2 separate regions of the Homo sapiens genome follow, and region 2 is linked to region 1. Evidence: chromatin loops called from intact Hi-C (ENCODE). Cell type or tissue: dorsolateral prefrontal cortex. All regions are shown on one strand. Each heading gives the region's core, and the rest is flanking DNA. Links, peaks and the distances in the headings are about the cores only.

What was found. A loop is a pair of places that touch in the nucleus more often than their neighbours do. Peaks named below come from ENCODE experiments on the same cell type or tissue, not always from the same donor. Only the 100,000 strongest peaks of a DNase experiment are listed, where the experiment ranks them.
Region 2: a loop joins it to region 1, with 2.9 times the contacts of the local background. A loop is called at or near these places in 17 of 110 quality-filtered maps.

What each region holds. Positions count from the first base shown.
Region 1 is chr7:5,362,188-5,369,980 of GRCh38, forward strand. TNRC18 (trinucleotide repeat containing 18) reads right to left here. Exons shown (of 30, transcript NM_001080495.3): 12 at 463-638. Among named protein-coding and RNA genes, the nearest start is that of TNRC18-AS1, 53 kb to the right of the region's middle. In dorsolateral prefrontal cortex, for the core only: a CTCF peak has its summit at 4,031 (motif pointing right); DNase peaks (open chromatin) are centred at 3,994, 5,666 and 6,219; H3K27ac peaks cover 2,992 bases.
Region 2 is chr7:5,701,199-5,708,991 of GRCh38, forward strand. The region is part of intron 13 of RNF216 (ring finger protein 216); the gene reads right to left. Among named protein-coding and RNA genes, the nearest start is that of MIR6874, 6.8 kb to the right of the region's middle. RefSeq lists enhancers at 9-288, 752-1,951, 7,439-7,508. In dorsolateral prefrontal cortex, for the core only: CTCF peaks have their summits at 2,507, 3,457 (motif pointing left) and 3,657; DNase peaks (open chromatin) are centred at 2,183 and 3,463; H3K4me3 peaks cover 1,908 bases; H3K27ac peaks cover 4,562 bases.

The sequences.
Region 1 (7,793 bases), core at 1,839-6,838:
TCATCGTATGCAAGGGACCCTGTGCTGGCTCTGCGGGGCTGTGGCAGTGCTCAATTAGATGTCATGCCTGAAGCACAGTGCTTGCGTGTGACACCTGCTCCATCAGTGAGGGCCACTGTGTCATTTATAAACGGAAGGCTCAGCAAGGGGATGCTGCAGCCCCAGGCCCCGTGGGCACCTAAGGCCAGAGCTACATGTGACCCTGGGCTACTCTGTTTCCAGTGGATCACACCGCGACCTGTGTGATGAGCCTGACATGCTAGCAGACAGGTAAACTGAGTCCCCGAGAAGGGCAACCACTTGACTGGGACCACACAGCACATCAGCACAAGGAGCTGAACGTAGCTCAGGCCTCTCTGGCGCCAAAGCCAGCCACGCCCCAGGCAGTAGGGCACCTCCACAGAGGGGCCTCCCACCCAGCCTCCCCCGCGGACCCCAGGGAGGAAGCAGCCAGCCGCTCACCCGCTCCTCCTTCTTGCGCATCCAGCTGTACTTCTTGTTGGGCTTCAGCTCCCGCGGGAGCCGCAGGTTCTTGAGTGGGTCCACCACGGGCCCATCCAGCACCTCCCTCAGCATGTGGCTGCCAGCTGCCAGCAGACTCTCCAGGGAGGGCCGCGCCACCAGGGCCCGCTCCGCACCTGTGGACAGGAGGTAGGTAACAGGGCGCTGCTGCCACCCCTTCCCCAACCCCAAACGGGGATGCCGAGGCCCAAAGCAAGCGCAGGCCCCAGGCCACACGTGCCCATCCCCCAAGGTGCTGAGTAGACAGAGGCCTTTGTGACATGCCGGAAGTCCTGAGCATCTCTAAACAAGAACGGGGAGAAGGCCAGGCATGGTGGCTCACGCCTGTAATCCCAGCACTTTGGGTGGCTGAGGCGGGCAGATCACCTTAGGTCGGGAGTTCAAGACCAGCCTAGCCAACATGGTGAAACAGTGAAACCCCACCTCTACTAAAAATAACAAAAACTAGCCGGGTGTAGTGGCACACGCCTGGAATCCCAGCTACTCGGGAGACTAAGGCGGGAGAACCACTTGAACCCGGGAGGCAGAGGTTGCAGTGAGCTGAGTTTGCACCACCGCATGCCAGCCTGAGCAACAGAGCAAGACTCCATCTCAAAAAAAATAAATAAATAGGCCAGGCGTGGTGGCTCACGCCTGTAATCCCAGCACTTTGGGAGGCCGAGGCGGGCAGATCATGAGGTCAGGAGATGGAGACCATCCTGGCTAACACGGTGAAATCCCATCTCTACTAAAAAATACAAAAAAATTAGCCGGGTGTGGTGGCGGGCGCCTGTAGCCCCAGCTACTCGGGAGGCTGAAGCAGGAGAATGGCGAGAACCTGGGAGGCGGAGCTTGCAGTAAGCCGAGATGGCGCCACTGCACTCCAGCCTGGGTGACAGAGGGAGACTCCATCTCAATCAATCAATCAATCAATCGAACAGGAGAGAAGGCAGCACGCCTGGCACAGGGTCCTGTGCTCTATTCACAGAGTACAGGCTAGGCACAGCATAAGCCTCCAGAGGGAGGGCCTCCAAAGACCGAAGGGTTCTTTCCAGCAGTACGGCTCTCCTTCCACTTATTTGTACGTGCATTTTTCCATAGTGAATATGCATAGCTCTTATAATCAGAAAAAAGCCCAGGATGAAAAACACAAACCAAGCAGAAAGGTGTAAAAAAAAAAGACAGCCCGCTTCCTTCCTCCTCCAACACACAGGTCCCTCCCTCGGGAGGCTACTGTGGGTGCAGTTTCCAGTAGACAGTTCCAGAAATGATTATGCATATTCAAATGCACACGACATCCACGGGCATCCTTTAAAATATAAAAATAAGCCGGGTGCAGTGGCTCACGCCTGTAATCCCAACACTTTGGGTTGCCAAGGCAGGTGGATAATTTGAGGTGAGCAGTTTTGAGACCAGTCTGGCCAACATGGTGAAACCCTGTCTCTACTAAAAATTCAAAAATTAGCTGGGCATGGTAACAAGCACCTGTAGTCCCAGCTATTCGGGGGTTGAGGCATAAGAACTGCTTAAACTCAGGAGGCAGAAGTTGCAGTGAGCTGAGATTGAGCCACTCCAACCTGGGCAACACAGCGAGACTCCAGCTCAAAAACAAAATTAAATAAAATATAAATGTAAACTGGGTGCCTGTAGTCCCAGCTACTCGGGAGGCTGAGGCAAGAAGATCACTTGAACCCAGGAAGTTGAGACTGCAGTAAGCCATGATCACACCACTGCACTCCAGCCTGGGCAACAGAGCGAGCCTGTCTCAAAGAAAACACACACACACACACACACACACACACACACACACACACACACACACACACGATCTCAGGCTGGGCACGGTGGCTCATGCCTGTAATCCCAGCACTTTGGGAGGCCGAGGCGGGTGGATGGCTTGAGGCCAGGAGTCTGAAACCAGCCTAGCCAACATGGTAAAACCCCCTCTCTACTAAAAATACAGAAATTAGCTGGGCATGGTGGTGACCACCTGTAATCCCAGCTACTTGGGAGGCTGAGGCACCAGAATCGCTTGAACCCAGGAGGCAGAGGTTGCGGGGAGGCATGATAGCCCCACTGTACCCCAGCCTGGGCAACAGAGGGAGGCTGTCTCAGGAAAAAAAAAAAAAAAAAAAAGATCTCAATCAGTACATACTGTATCACATTTTGCTTTTTTTCTGCTTAATGTCTTTTCTCATATTAGCACAAAGCAAACATCTACCTCCTCATTATGAGCTTGGACCTTATAAAAACTGCCATCTCTAAAGGTCAAAAACACTAGAATGCCAGCAATTTTAAATGGCCAAACGTGCAAAGGAGCCTACGCAGAATCATGTGGGGGGGCGGGGGCGGAAGGGCAGCCTAGAACACTCTTGAATTGATGAGTTTTGATTCATCTAAGTCATCTCCCATTGATGGCATTTAGATTGTTTCCTGTCTTTTCAAGATAGGGTCTCACTCTGTCCCCCACCCTGGCTGGAGTTCACCATCACACGTCACCACAGCCTCAAGCTGCCAGGCTCAAGCAATCACCCTGCCTCAGCCTCCTGAGTAGCTGGGACCACAGGCACATGCCGTCACACCCAGCTAGTTTTTGTATTTTTTTGTAGAGATGGGGTCTTGCTATGTTTCCCAGGCTGGTCTTGAACTCCTGGGCTCAAGTGATCCTCCCGCCTCAGCCTCCCAAAGTGCTGAGATTACAGGCGTGAGCCACCGTGTCCGGCCTCCTATCTTTTTGTAATAGGAGCACATGGGCACATAGCTGGGACACGTGTGACAGGAAGAGCCTCACCAGTGTGATGAATATGACCAGGTGTGTGCAGTTCTCTGATAAATACTCCCCCTACCCTCCAGGAAGGGTGCTCCAACCACAGAGATCTTGCTTTAGTCTCTACCAAATTTAAATGAGTTCTATTATAATTTTTCAATTGACATTTCATTTTTTTAATGCACATGGGGTCTCGCCATGTTGCCCGGGCGGGTCTTAAACTCCTGGGCACAAGCAGTCCTTCTGCCGCAGCCTCCCAAAGTACTGGGATTGCAGACGTGAGCCACCATGCCCGGCTGACATTTTCTTTGTGATCTAAAATACCAATTTTTGGCTGGGTGTGGTGGCTCACGTCTGTAATCCCAGCATTTTGGGAGGCCGAGGCGGGCGGATCACCTGAGGTCAGGAGTTCGAGACCAGCCTGACCAACATGGAGAAACCCTATCTCTACTAAAAATACAAAAAACTAGCCGGGCCTGGTGGCGCATGCCTATAATGCCAGCTACTCAGGAGGCTGAGGCAGGAGAGTCGCTTGAACCTGGGAGGCGGAGACTGCGGTGAGCCGAAAACCATATTCTCTATTGGCAGTGTGCAAAGTTCCAGAGACAGACATGACTAATGATGCTGCTGAGGGGGAGCTTCTCTTCCTTGGCACTATTCACATTTCACTATTCATTCGCATCTCTGCTGGGGGCTTGTCCTCTGCCTTCACTGTAGGGTGTCTTGCTGAGTCCCTGCCTTTACCCACTAGATGGCAGTAGTGCTCCCCCCAAGCTGTGACAACCAAAAATGTGGTTGCCAATGTCCCCTGGGGGGACAAAATCATCCCTAGTTGAGAATGCTTGTTTTGCTCTTCTTATATCTTTTTTTTTTTTTTTTTTTTTTTTTTGTGAGACAGAATCTCACTCTGTCGCCCAGGCTGGAGTGCAGTGACCAATCTTGGCTCATGCAACCTTCGCCTCCTGGATTCAAGCAATTCTGCCTCAGTCCCCTGAGTAGCTGGGACTACAGGTATGTGTCACCACACCCAGCTAATTTTTTTATTTTTAGTAGAGATGGGGTTTCCCCATGTTGGCCAGGCTGGTCTCAAATTCCTGACCTCAAGTGATCCGCCTGCCTTGGCCTCCCAAAGTGCTGGGATTCCAGGCGTGAGCCACCGCGGCTGGCCGCTCTTCTTATATCTTTAGGGAAACTGAGGCCACAAAGCCGCAAACCTGATCAGCTCCCAAAGGTTGATGTTAGATTGAAACCATCTCACCCACCCCATACCCCCGCCTCGAGGTCCTGCGAGACTTAAGAGTCTACAATGTCAGGTAAGGATGGAGGGCTGTTCTGTTCTCCAAGAGGGGACCAAGGTACAACTCTGTCACCTCCTTCACCCTCCCACAAACCTATTATCCCTAAGCTCTTAACTGATCAGGCAAGGGACGCCCAAGTGACCTCTAGGCCAGTGGTGATGGGTTCAGTCGTGTCCCCACTAATTTAATATGCGAGAATCCTAACCCCTAGTAACCTCATTAGGTGACCTCTGTGGGAGACAGGGCGTTTGCAGAGGTGGTCAAGTTCAAGTCATGACAGTGGGCCTTCATTCCGTAAGGCTGGTGTCCTAATAGGGTGGAGAATTCTGGGCTGGGTGCAGTGACTTACACTTGTAATCCCAGCACTTTGGGAGGCTGAGGCGGGCGGATCACTTGAGGCCAGGAGTTCAAGACCAGCATGGCCAACATGGGGAAACCCCGTCTCTACTAAAAATACAAAAATTAGCTGGATGTGGTAGCATGTGCCTGTAATCCCAGCTACTTGGGAAGCTGAGGCAGGAGAATCACCTGAACCCAGGAGGCAGAGCTTGCAGTGAGCGGAGATCACACCACTGCACTCCAGCCTGGGCAACAGAGGGAGATTCTGTCCCAGAAATAATTAAAAACAAAAACAAAACCAGTACCAGGTGGGAAGACCAAGGGAATGTTTTTTGTTTTTTGTTTTTTTTTTGAGATGGAGTTCCACTCTTGTTGCCCAGGCTGGAGGGCAGTGGTACCATCTCGGCTCACTGCAACCTCCGCCTCCCAGGTTCAAGTGATTTTCCTGCCTCAGCCTCCCGAGTAGCTGGGATTACAGGTGCCCGCCACCACGCCCAGCTAATTTTTGTATTTTTAGTAGAGATGGGGTTTCACCATGTTGGCCAGGCTGGTCTCGAACTCCTGACCTCAGATGATCTGCCCGCCTCGGCCTCCCAAAATGCTGGGATTACAGGCGTGTGCCACCGTGCCTGGCCAACCAAGGGAATTTTGATTTTCTTCTACCCAAAAAAAAAAAAAAGTTTCTATTGAACTATTTTCGTGAGAGAAAAGCAGCAATGAACTTTAGGACAAGTGCCTCCCAGTGGGGAGGGGGGCGTTGCTCACACAGGCCAATGGCAGCGTGGCTTCTCCAGGCTTCCTTGAGGGCCATCTGACCATGACAGTCACAAAGCCTTGAAAAATGTGGCCTTGTTTGGACCCAACAGTTCTACCTCTGGGCATACAATCCCAGGCAAATCAGAGATACGGACAAAGTTTTTTTTTCTTCAAGGATAACCATCATGTTATTTGCAACGGAGAAAAAAAAAAAACAACTTTGTTTTAAAGCAGACGAAAATGCCTGACCATCTAAGACTGGGTCATCAAGGGCCAGGGCCACCACCAGGCAGAAAGTTGGGCAGTCCCTAAAACAATGATTTTTTAAAAACCACAGCTTTAAGCCGGGTGCTCACGCTTGTAATCCCAGCAATTTGGGAGTCCAAGGTGGGAAAATCACTTGAGTTCAAGAGTTCGCGACCAGCCTGGCCAACATGGCGAAACCCCATCTCTACTTTTTGTAAAAAAAAAAAAAAAATTAAAAAACCCACAGCTTTGAAAAATGTTTAATAAAGAACATTTTAAGTAAAGTGTCCGGGCGCGGTGGCTCACGCCTGTAATCCCAGCACTTTGGGTGGCCAAGGCGGGTGGATCACTTGAGGTCAGGAGTACGAGACCAGCCTGGCCAACATGGTGAAACCCCATCTCCACTAAAAATACAAAAAGATAGCCAGGCATGGTGGTGCGTGCCTGTAATCCCAGGTACTCAGGAGGCTGAGGCAGGAAAAATCGCTTGAACCTGGGAGGCGGAAGTTGCAGTGAGCCGAGATGGCACCACTGCACTCCAGCCTGGGTGACAGAGTGAGACTCTGTCTCAAAAAAAAAAAAAAAAAAAAAAAATTTAAGTGAAAAGGGCAGGGCAGGTTACAGAACACTATTTACAAAAAGATCTTAATTTGAGAAGTAAATATGTGTATGTGTGTTCTAGAGGAAATATACTAAAACACTGGCAGGGATATCATCTCTTCAACGGGTGTTGCCCCGGCCCTTCCTCCAAACCAGTTCTAGGCCCAGTTTTCCATGCTGAACATCAGTCATTCTGTGTCTGGCCCAGCATTCAGTGCCCTTTCTGCTGAAGGCATCCCATTCTCTTTGAGAACTACCCTCCCCCTTCCCTACACCCCAGAGGCAACACATCCCAGATCAAAGGACAGGTAATGATCAGCGCAGCCCATGTCCCAGAACTCAGTTTGATGCCCGCAAAAAGCATGAACCGAGGCTGGGAGCGGTGGCTCACACCTGTAATCCCAGCACTTTGGGAGGCCAAGGCAGGCGGGTCACTTGAGGTCGGGAGTTCGAGACCAGCCTGGCCAACATGGCAAAACCCCATCTCTACTAAAAATACAACAATTAGCCAGGCATGGTGGCACATGCCTGTAATCCCAGCTACCTGGGAGGCTGAAGTAGGAGAATCACTTGAACCCGGGAGGGCGGAGGCTGCAGTGAGCCGAGATGACACCACTGCACACCAGCCTGGGTGATAGAGGGAGACTATGGCTCAAAAAAAGAAAAACAACAACAACAAAGCATGAACCGCAGTCAGCCCTTGAGAATGAATCTCAGTGTTTTTGCCAAAGCTAGCAAGAAAGAGGTGGCCTCTTTCGGAAGGCTGCTGAGCAGGCCCAGGGACCTGGGAGGAACTGACAGACCACCCCCCACCCCAGTGAGGACAGTAAGTCGGCCTTGAATGAGGCCAACAGAGAGAAAAGTCGAACAGCAAGAGGGAAGGAGGGAAGGAGGGAAGGAGACGGGGACACAGAGAGAGAGAGACTAGGGAAGGGCCTGTGTAGGAAAAGAAAGACTTGGTTTCTTGGCTTGAACACCTAGATCCAGCCATACCTGAAATTACCTAATTACTGCCGGACTTCAGTTCCAAGAGCCAATTAATTCTCTCCTGCCTAAACCAATTTAAATGAGAGTTTCTGTTCCTTGCAACCCAAGAAATCCTGCTAAAACACACCATCAATAGAATGAGAAATTTCACCACCAGGAAACCTACAGACTGGCTGCACAGTGCAAACACACTTAACATGCCACTCACTCAACAGGACGCTTAAAAATGCTCGAGATGGAACATTTTGTTATGTGTATCTTAACCACAATTTTTTAAAAAATTAATATGAATAAACCAT
Region 2 (7,793 bases), core at 1,332-6,331, 340 kb after region 1:
TCTTATAGAATGTATCAGTTAGCAAAAAAATCAGGTTGAAAAATCTACCCCTTTACATGGCAGAACACTGGGGAGCTGGTAGAAATGAGTTGAGTGGTGAGTGATGAGTCATCTTCTGTTCCCTGATGGGATTTTCCACCTGCCCACTTTAGGGGAACTCCATGCTCTTGTGGCAGCAGGTTCACAAAACTGGAGGCAGTTCCCCCTTTCTAGGATCTCCGTTCATCTCCTGAGGCCGCACATCTGCACACACCATCCTCACTGGGCAGCTATTACTTCGTGACACAAAGTGCCAGGCACTGCACTTGACACTTTACCCACGCTGTTTCCATTGGTTTTGCACAAAAGCTCTACGAGGTAGGTGCAACCGTTCTTATTGTACACGGAAAGGAAATGTGGCTTAGGGAGATCAAGTATTCACCCTATGTCACAAAGCTAGTGAGTGGAGGAGCTAGAATTAAAGCATAAGTGGGTTTAATATCAAAATCCCTTGTCTTAACCACTGAGCTATACCGTTTCCCTCACTGTGATGCAGCAACAGCCACGCATTTCACTGCCATTCATGGCCTCACAGCACCCAGTGCTGTGCAGAGCTGCACATCAATCAACACTTCTCACGTAAGGGCTTCAAAAGAACTGTTGAAACAGACAACTTACTATGAAAGCCCAGCAAAAGACGTGTCCCAAACAATGCCTCTTCATGTGAATGGAACAGGAGGTTCGTGACTGGTCTCCTGAGAAGGTGGAAACACTAACCCAGGAAGGCAGCTCAGGACCAGAAGGGAGCACCAGGATGTTGTCTGGGACAAGGAAGAGCCAGGCCCATTTCCTAGGGATCAGGGAGGTCGGCGACATCTGAGGCCCCAGGTCGCTGCCGGGTTCTCGGAGCCCACGCTGACTCTAGACTTCCTTGGCTCTGAAATGCAGGTGGGTGTGGGCTCTGCCACCTGCCGGGGGGTCAGCAGTTGCCTCTGCGAGTTTCGAGGGGAGAAACCTGAGGGGCTGCAGCAGCCCTGCAGAGGGAGTGGGAGTGGCAGCATAGTCCATGTTCACTCACAGCTCCCAGCCTCCTCCAAGGCGGGCCAAGGGGAGAGGCAGGTGCTTCTACCATTAGCATCTGACATGAGGGATAAAGTAGCTGAAATACAGGGGTAAAAAACTATTTCCACAGGGCCAAGCAGAAACAAAAATAAAATTTTTATTCATATTGGCGTTTTGTTATAATGCGTATGTATTTTTACCTTTCCCTATTTCGGGTTGTCAGCTCTCTCCCTTCTGAATAATCACTGAAACAGCAAGCATGGTATTTGACTCTTAATGGGAAGGCAGGGTGGGAAGGGAGGCAAGCAACATTTGCCTTTTATTATTTTTCTTCTTCTTTAAAAGAATCTAACAAACACATCTACTCTATGCTGTATTTACTGTGCTTCAATAGCAGGTAAGGGAAGAGGATGTGCTTGCGTGTGTAATTAACCAAAACCTTCCCAGGATCAAGAAGTCTGTGATGAATAGATTCACTATGCTTTTAAATTTTAAAAAGTGAAATTTTAAAAAGTGAAAACTGACAGAAGTACTCAGACACAAGTAGAGTTAAAAATCCTGAAGCCTCCTTGCTATGACGCCAGCCCTGCTCAGTACGTGACGGAAGGGAGGCTCACAGGGATGGTGTCTGCGACCCACTCAGCTCTGCCATTTACCATCACCTGACTTTAAGCCAGTGTCTATTTTGTAGGGCTGCTGTGGGGACCAATATGAGCTGAGAGCTCTGCCAGGCACCCTACATGATATACCTGTAAGGGAGCGTCCTTCTGCGGCCTGAACCTGAAGCTCTTCAGAGGGACCCATGCTGGGCTCTGAAGAAAGTGACTCACCTTGGAGGAGCAAGGGCAGGTCACATTCCATGATGAGAAATTCTCACACCACCCTCCTTCATATTTGACTCACATCATGCAGCATGGACTTCCACTCCAGTAAATGAGTCCTCATTTGTGGGCTTAAAAATCTTTTTGTTACCCAGCTATTTGGTTCTTGTCAACGCTACTTCCTGAATAAAGGTCTTCCCTGATAGTAGGAACAAGTGGCCCAAGCTTCATTCATCTCTAGATAAATGTGAAGGCCGTGCTCAGCACAGGAGTCAGCTGACTGGCTGGGCCCCAAATTAGAGTGCTGTTAATAAGTGCCAACCACCCGCCATCACAGCTGGAGCTGCCCTGGCATTGATAGCTGGTCCACACTCATTTACATTCTCTTCACGCAGCCATGCAGCTACTGTAGGAGGCTGCAGATGCCTGTTTTTTAACCAACAAACTGGTTCACTGCAGATGTGAATTTTGGTTGTACTTCACGGCTGTAAAGTTAAAAACAGCAAATGCTACAAAGAATAGGATGGGAACCTAGAAAGGGCAGAAAAACAAGCAGGGAAGAAAGCTGGCAGGTGAGAAAAGATAAATAAATACAAGTGACATTGGGAAAAGATGGGTGGTTACACAACCACACACACATTTGCAGTTTCCACGAAAAGACTACACCAGATGTTCTTCAGTTACTCTGATTAAACTCTCACCACCTGATGGTCTCTCGTCGTTAGCGCTTGCTTCATGAGTGTGCCTAAACCTCCACCTTGTGGCCCTAAGTTTCTGGAAAACTTGACTTACACAGCTCTGAGTTTATAAAGCAAAGTTATGGCTGTGGCAAGGCAGAAAAGACTCAACAGTGAAACTTCTGACCCTAAGAATACATATTCCAGAAGCATCACCTTCAAATCTCCTTTTATGTAACACTCTTCAGTCTCACACCAAACACACCCAATTCATTCCTAAAAGCAGCACACTGAAAACAAACTAATGAATTCTTTATCTGAGAACACACAAGGGAGCTGAGAGCCTTGACAAAAGCATTCCATCATATCAATGAAACAAAGACTCTCTCCATTTCATCAAAGATACAGTGTCTTATTCTTCAGGGATTCCAGAGGACTGATTCCAGCCATTCAAGTCCTCCTCCAGAGGCCGTCTTATATTAATACGTTTATATTAATGCCGTATTAATATAAACGCCTCATTTCAGAGCGACAAGTTCCTGAAAAGCCAACTGGAATTTATATTACTGGCAAAGACACTGCAATGAGAAAGCAGGTGCCCTTAGTCTCACACGGGTCAAAATTAGCTTGTGGCTCATGTCTTAAATATCAGGAATCCTCAAGGATTAGCGACTGCTTTAGCCATCTTGCTACAAAGAATGGCATAAGGAGAATTTGCACAACTGAGAAAGGTAAAAGCGTATGCGCTAATAACATGGACTTCTTAGATAAAGTCTAAATGCACGTAGCGATTTGCTTTGGTACTGAGCCCAAAAGAACTGTGTCAATTCTGCTTACAAAACAGTGTTTTGCTGACACATACTTTTCAAACACCCAAGAGGAAGAAAACCCTTTCCTCATGGAGCATCTGTGCCACCTAGTGGCAACTCGTTCCACAGCCCACAAATAAGGACAGAAGATTAGGCATAAACTCTCCTTTCTCATCCAAAGGACAAGGTGGGGACTTCTCTCATTCCTCTGGTGGTCACTGAGCCAGCTCCACCAGGCCGTCACTGCCTCAGGTCCCCATATAACATTTTTCACTTTATTTTCCATGATGGGCCAAACACCTACAATCCTTACCCTAACATTAGAAACTAAAATGTGAATGCTGTTATCCATAGGTGAAAGTCAAGTTCTGAAACATACTGTAATCCATCATGTAATCATAACACACATTCTCTCCACTGCAAAACGTTGCTGAGGGGCATAAAAAGATGTGAATAAATGAAAAAACATACTTTAAACTTAGCATGGCCCAGCATTTCTAAGCTAATAATAATCTCCCTGATGGGCACCTTACCCCTCTCCTCCTCTTTCCTCCTTTTGCTGCTCATTTCAGACTCCAAAATCTTTTTCCAGCCTAGATCTCTCCCTGTGTTACTGACCCGGATCACTGATCTAGGGTCACTGATTTATGGAGCACCTACTATGTGCCAGGCATTGTAAAAACACGTACACACTGGATGTCTCCCCTAAAAACTCAACATGTCCAAAACAAAAGTAATCTCTCCTGAATCTTTTGGATTCCATTTCCAGTTTTGTAAACAGCATCATCAACTACATAGTGGTCCAAACCAGACACGCCTGTGAGACCTCTGGCTTTCTCCCCACCTTCACATGCAACATATCACCTTCTAATCCTCTACCTCTCAAATCTGCTCCTGTTCTCCAACTCCAAGGGCAGTTATGGTCCTTATGATCCTTATCAGTCAGGATGTGCTAGGTTATGCTGCTGGAACAAACTCAAACCTCAGTAGTTCAAAACAGACTTTGTTCTCACTCATGCTGCACATCCCTCTTGGCAGAGGGAAAAAATGAACCATATGCCCTTTAAAAAAAACTGCGGTAGGCTGGGCACGGTGGCTCACCCTGTAATCCCAGCACTTTGGGAGGCCAAGGCAGGCAGATCACCTGAGGTCAGGAGTTCGAGACCAGACGGACCAACATGGAGAAACCCCGCCTCTACAAAAATACAACATTAGCCGGGCGTGGTGGCACATGCAGGTAATCACAGCTACTCGGGAGGCTGGGGCAGGAGAATTGCTTGAACCTGGGAGGCGGAGGTTATGGTGAGCCAAGATCATACCATTGCACTCCAGCCTGGGCAAGAAGAGCGAAACTCCATCTCAACAAAAACTAAAACAAAACAAAACAAAACAAAACAAAACAAAACAAAACAAAACAAAACACCACTCTGGGAGGCCGAAGCAGGTGGAGGATTACGAGGTCAGGAGATCAAGATCATCCTGGCTAACATGGTGAAACCCCGTCTCTACTAAAAATGCAAAAAATTAGCCGGGCATGGTGGCATGTGCCTGTAGTCCCAGCTATTCAGGAGGCTGAGGCAGGAGAATCGCTTGCACCCGGAAGGTGGAGGTTGCAGTGAGCTGAGATTGCACCACTGCACTCCAGCCTGAGCAACACAGCGACACTCCATCTCAAAAAAAAAAAAAAAAAAAATTGTGGTGAAAACACACAATACAAAAACTACCCAATTAACACATTTTTAAGTGTACAGGGTCTGTTAGCAAAATGTTGTACAGCTGATCTCTAAACAACTTAATCTGGCATGACTGAAACTTCCCACTGCACAGTGACTCCCCACTTTGCCTTCTCCCAGCCTCTGGCACCCAGGGTTCTACTTTGTGTTTCTATGAGTCTGACTACTTTAGATCCTGCATTTAAGTGGAATCGTGCAGTATCTGTCCTTCTATGACTGGCTAATTGCACTGAACACAATGTCCCTCAAGGTGGTTTATCTGTGTTGTTAGTATGTGCCAGGAGTTCCTTCTTTTCAAAGGCTGCATAATATACCAAATTTTAACCATTCATCTGTTGACGAACATGTCAGTAAGTGGTTTCCATCTTGTGGCTACTGTGAATAATGCTGCAATGAACACAGGAACATGCTGAGATCCTTTCCCAAAGGATTTCAATTCCTTTCCACCGGCTGCCTTTTCACTCTGTTGATGGTTTCCTTTGCTGAAAGCATCTTAGTAGTCACTTGCCTGTTTTTTGCTTTTGTCACCTTGTTTTTGGTATTATACCCAGGAAATCATTGCCAAGACTGATGTCATGAAGCTTTCCACCTACGTTTTCTTCTAGTTTTTATAGTTTCAGGTCTTACACTTAAGTCTTTAATCCATTTAAAGAGTTGATTTTTGTGTTATGATATGAGATATGGTATCAGCGTCTAAGTTCATTCTTTTGCATGTGGATATTCAGTTTACAGAGCACCATTAATCAGAGACTACCTTTTCCCCCGGTGGGTGTTCTTTGCACCCTTGTTGAAGATCAGCTGATCATAAATGTGTGGATTTATTTCTGAGCACTGTATTATGTTCCATTGGTCTACATGTCTGCCTGTTTAAATTACTGTAGCTTTGTAATAAGTTTTGAAGTCAGGAAGTGTGAGGCTTCCAGCTTTGTTCTTCTTTCTTAAGACTGTCTAGGATATTTGGGATCCTTTGTGGTTCCATATGCATTTTAGGGATGTCTTTCCATTTATTTATGTCTTCTTTAATTATTTCAGCAGTTTTTTATAGTTTTCAGTGTATAAGTCTTTACCCACTCCTTGGTTAAGTTGTTCCTAAGTATTCCAACTTTTTTGATGTATTATAAATTAGATTTTCTTAATTTCTCTTTTTGGAGTGTTTGTTAGTGTACAGGAACGCAACTGATTTTTATGTGCTAATTTTGTATCCTGCACCTTTACTGAATATATTAATTCTAACAAGTTTTTTTGTGGAAATTGCAGATTTTTCTATGTATAAGATCATGTTATCTGTGAACTTGCACGGATATAGATGCTTTTGCTTTTTCCTGCCAAATAGCTCTAGCTAGGGCTTCCAGTGTTATATAGCATGGAAGTGGTGACAGTGATATCCTTGCCTTGTTCCTGATCTTAGTAAAAAAAAGCTTTTCAGTGTGTGTGTGTGGTTTTTTTTTTTTTTTTTTTTTTTGTGACAGAGTCTCACTCTGTCGCCCAGGCTGGAGTACAGCGGCACAATCTCTGCTCACCGCAACCTCCACCTCCCTGGTTCAAGCGATTCTCTCCTGCCTCAGCCTCCCAAGTAGCTGCGATTACAGGCGCACGCAACCACACCCAGCTAAATTTTTGTATTTTTAGTAGAGACAGAGTTTTGCCATGTTGGCCAGGCTGGTCTCGAACTCCAGAATTCAGGTGATCCACTTGCCTCGGCCTCCCACAGTGCCAGGATGACAGGTGGGAGCCACCATGCCCGGACAGTGTGTTTAGTTCTCATACTTTGTGAATTTTCTTGCTGTTTGTGATTTCTAAGTGTATCGCCTTGTGGCTGGAAAAGATACTTGGTATGATTTTGATCTTAAATTTGTTAAGACCTGTATTATGATCTAATATTCTCCATCCTGGAAAATGTTCCATGCGCAACAGAGGAGAAAAAGTGTTTTCTGTGCCTGTTGGCTAGAATATTTTGTATGTGTCTGTTAGGTCTATAGTGTTGTTCAAGTCAGCTGTTTCCTTACTAATCTTCTGCCTGGTGGTGCTAACAATGATTGAAAGTGAGGTATTGCAATCTCCTACTATTTTTGTGTTATTTTTCCCTTCGGCTGTCAATATTTGCTTCACATATTTGGGTGCACTGATGTCGGGTGCATATACAGATGGTCTCCAACTTACAATGGTTTTACACTTTTTGACTTTACTGTGGTGTGAAAGTGATACACATTCAGTAGAAACTGTAATTCAAGTACCCATACAATCATTCTCTTTTTCACTTTCAGTACAGTACTCAATAAATTACATGAGATACTCATACTTTATTCTAAAATAGGCTTCCTGCAAGAAGATTTTGCTAAATCGTAGGCTAATATAAGTGCTCAGGCTTTTGTTTTCCTTTTTTCAGGAGCTTGCAAGCTCTTGCTTCTTCTGGTGCCTGTCTGAGGTATCACAGGCCCTCTGGAGCTGCTGTAAGCTGCCCAGCTCTTTTTTGGCCTCAGCAGCTCCAAGGCATCTAGAGTAGGTTGGGTTCTGCCAGCAGTGAGTTGGGTGAGACAGAAGCCAGTCCCTCAGGCAGCCCCTTGAGAAGCCCAAATGCTGAACACATGCTCTACTCTTCCCCTGGACCCAAAAAGCAGCCTTCGAGGTGCACTGGACTCTGCCTACTGTACCGTGGGTCCTCTGGCGCAGTACAAACCACCCAGCTTTCTCTTGTTCTCAGCAGCCCCCAGG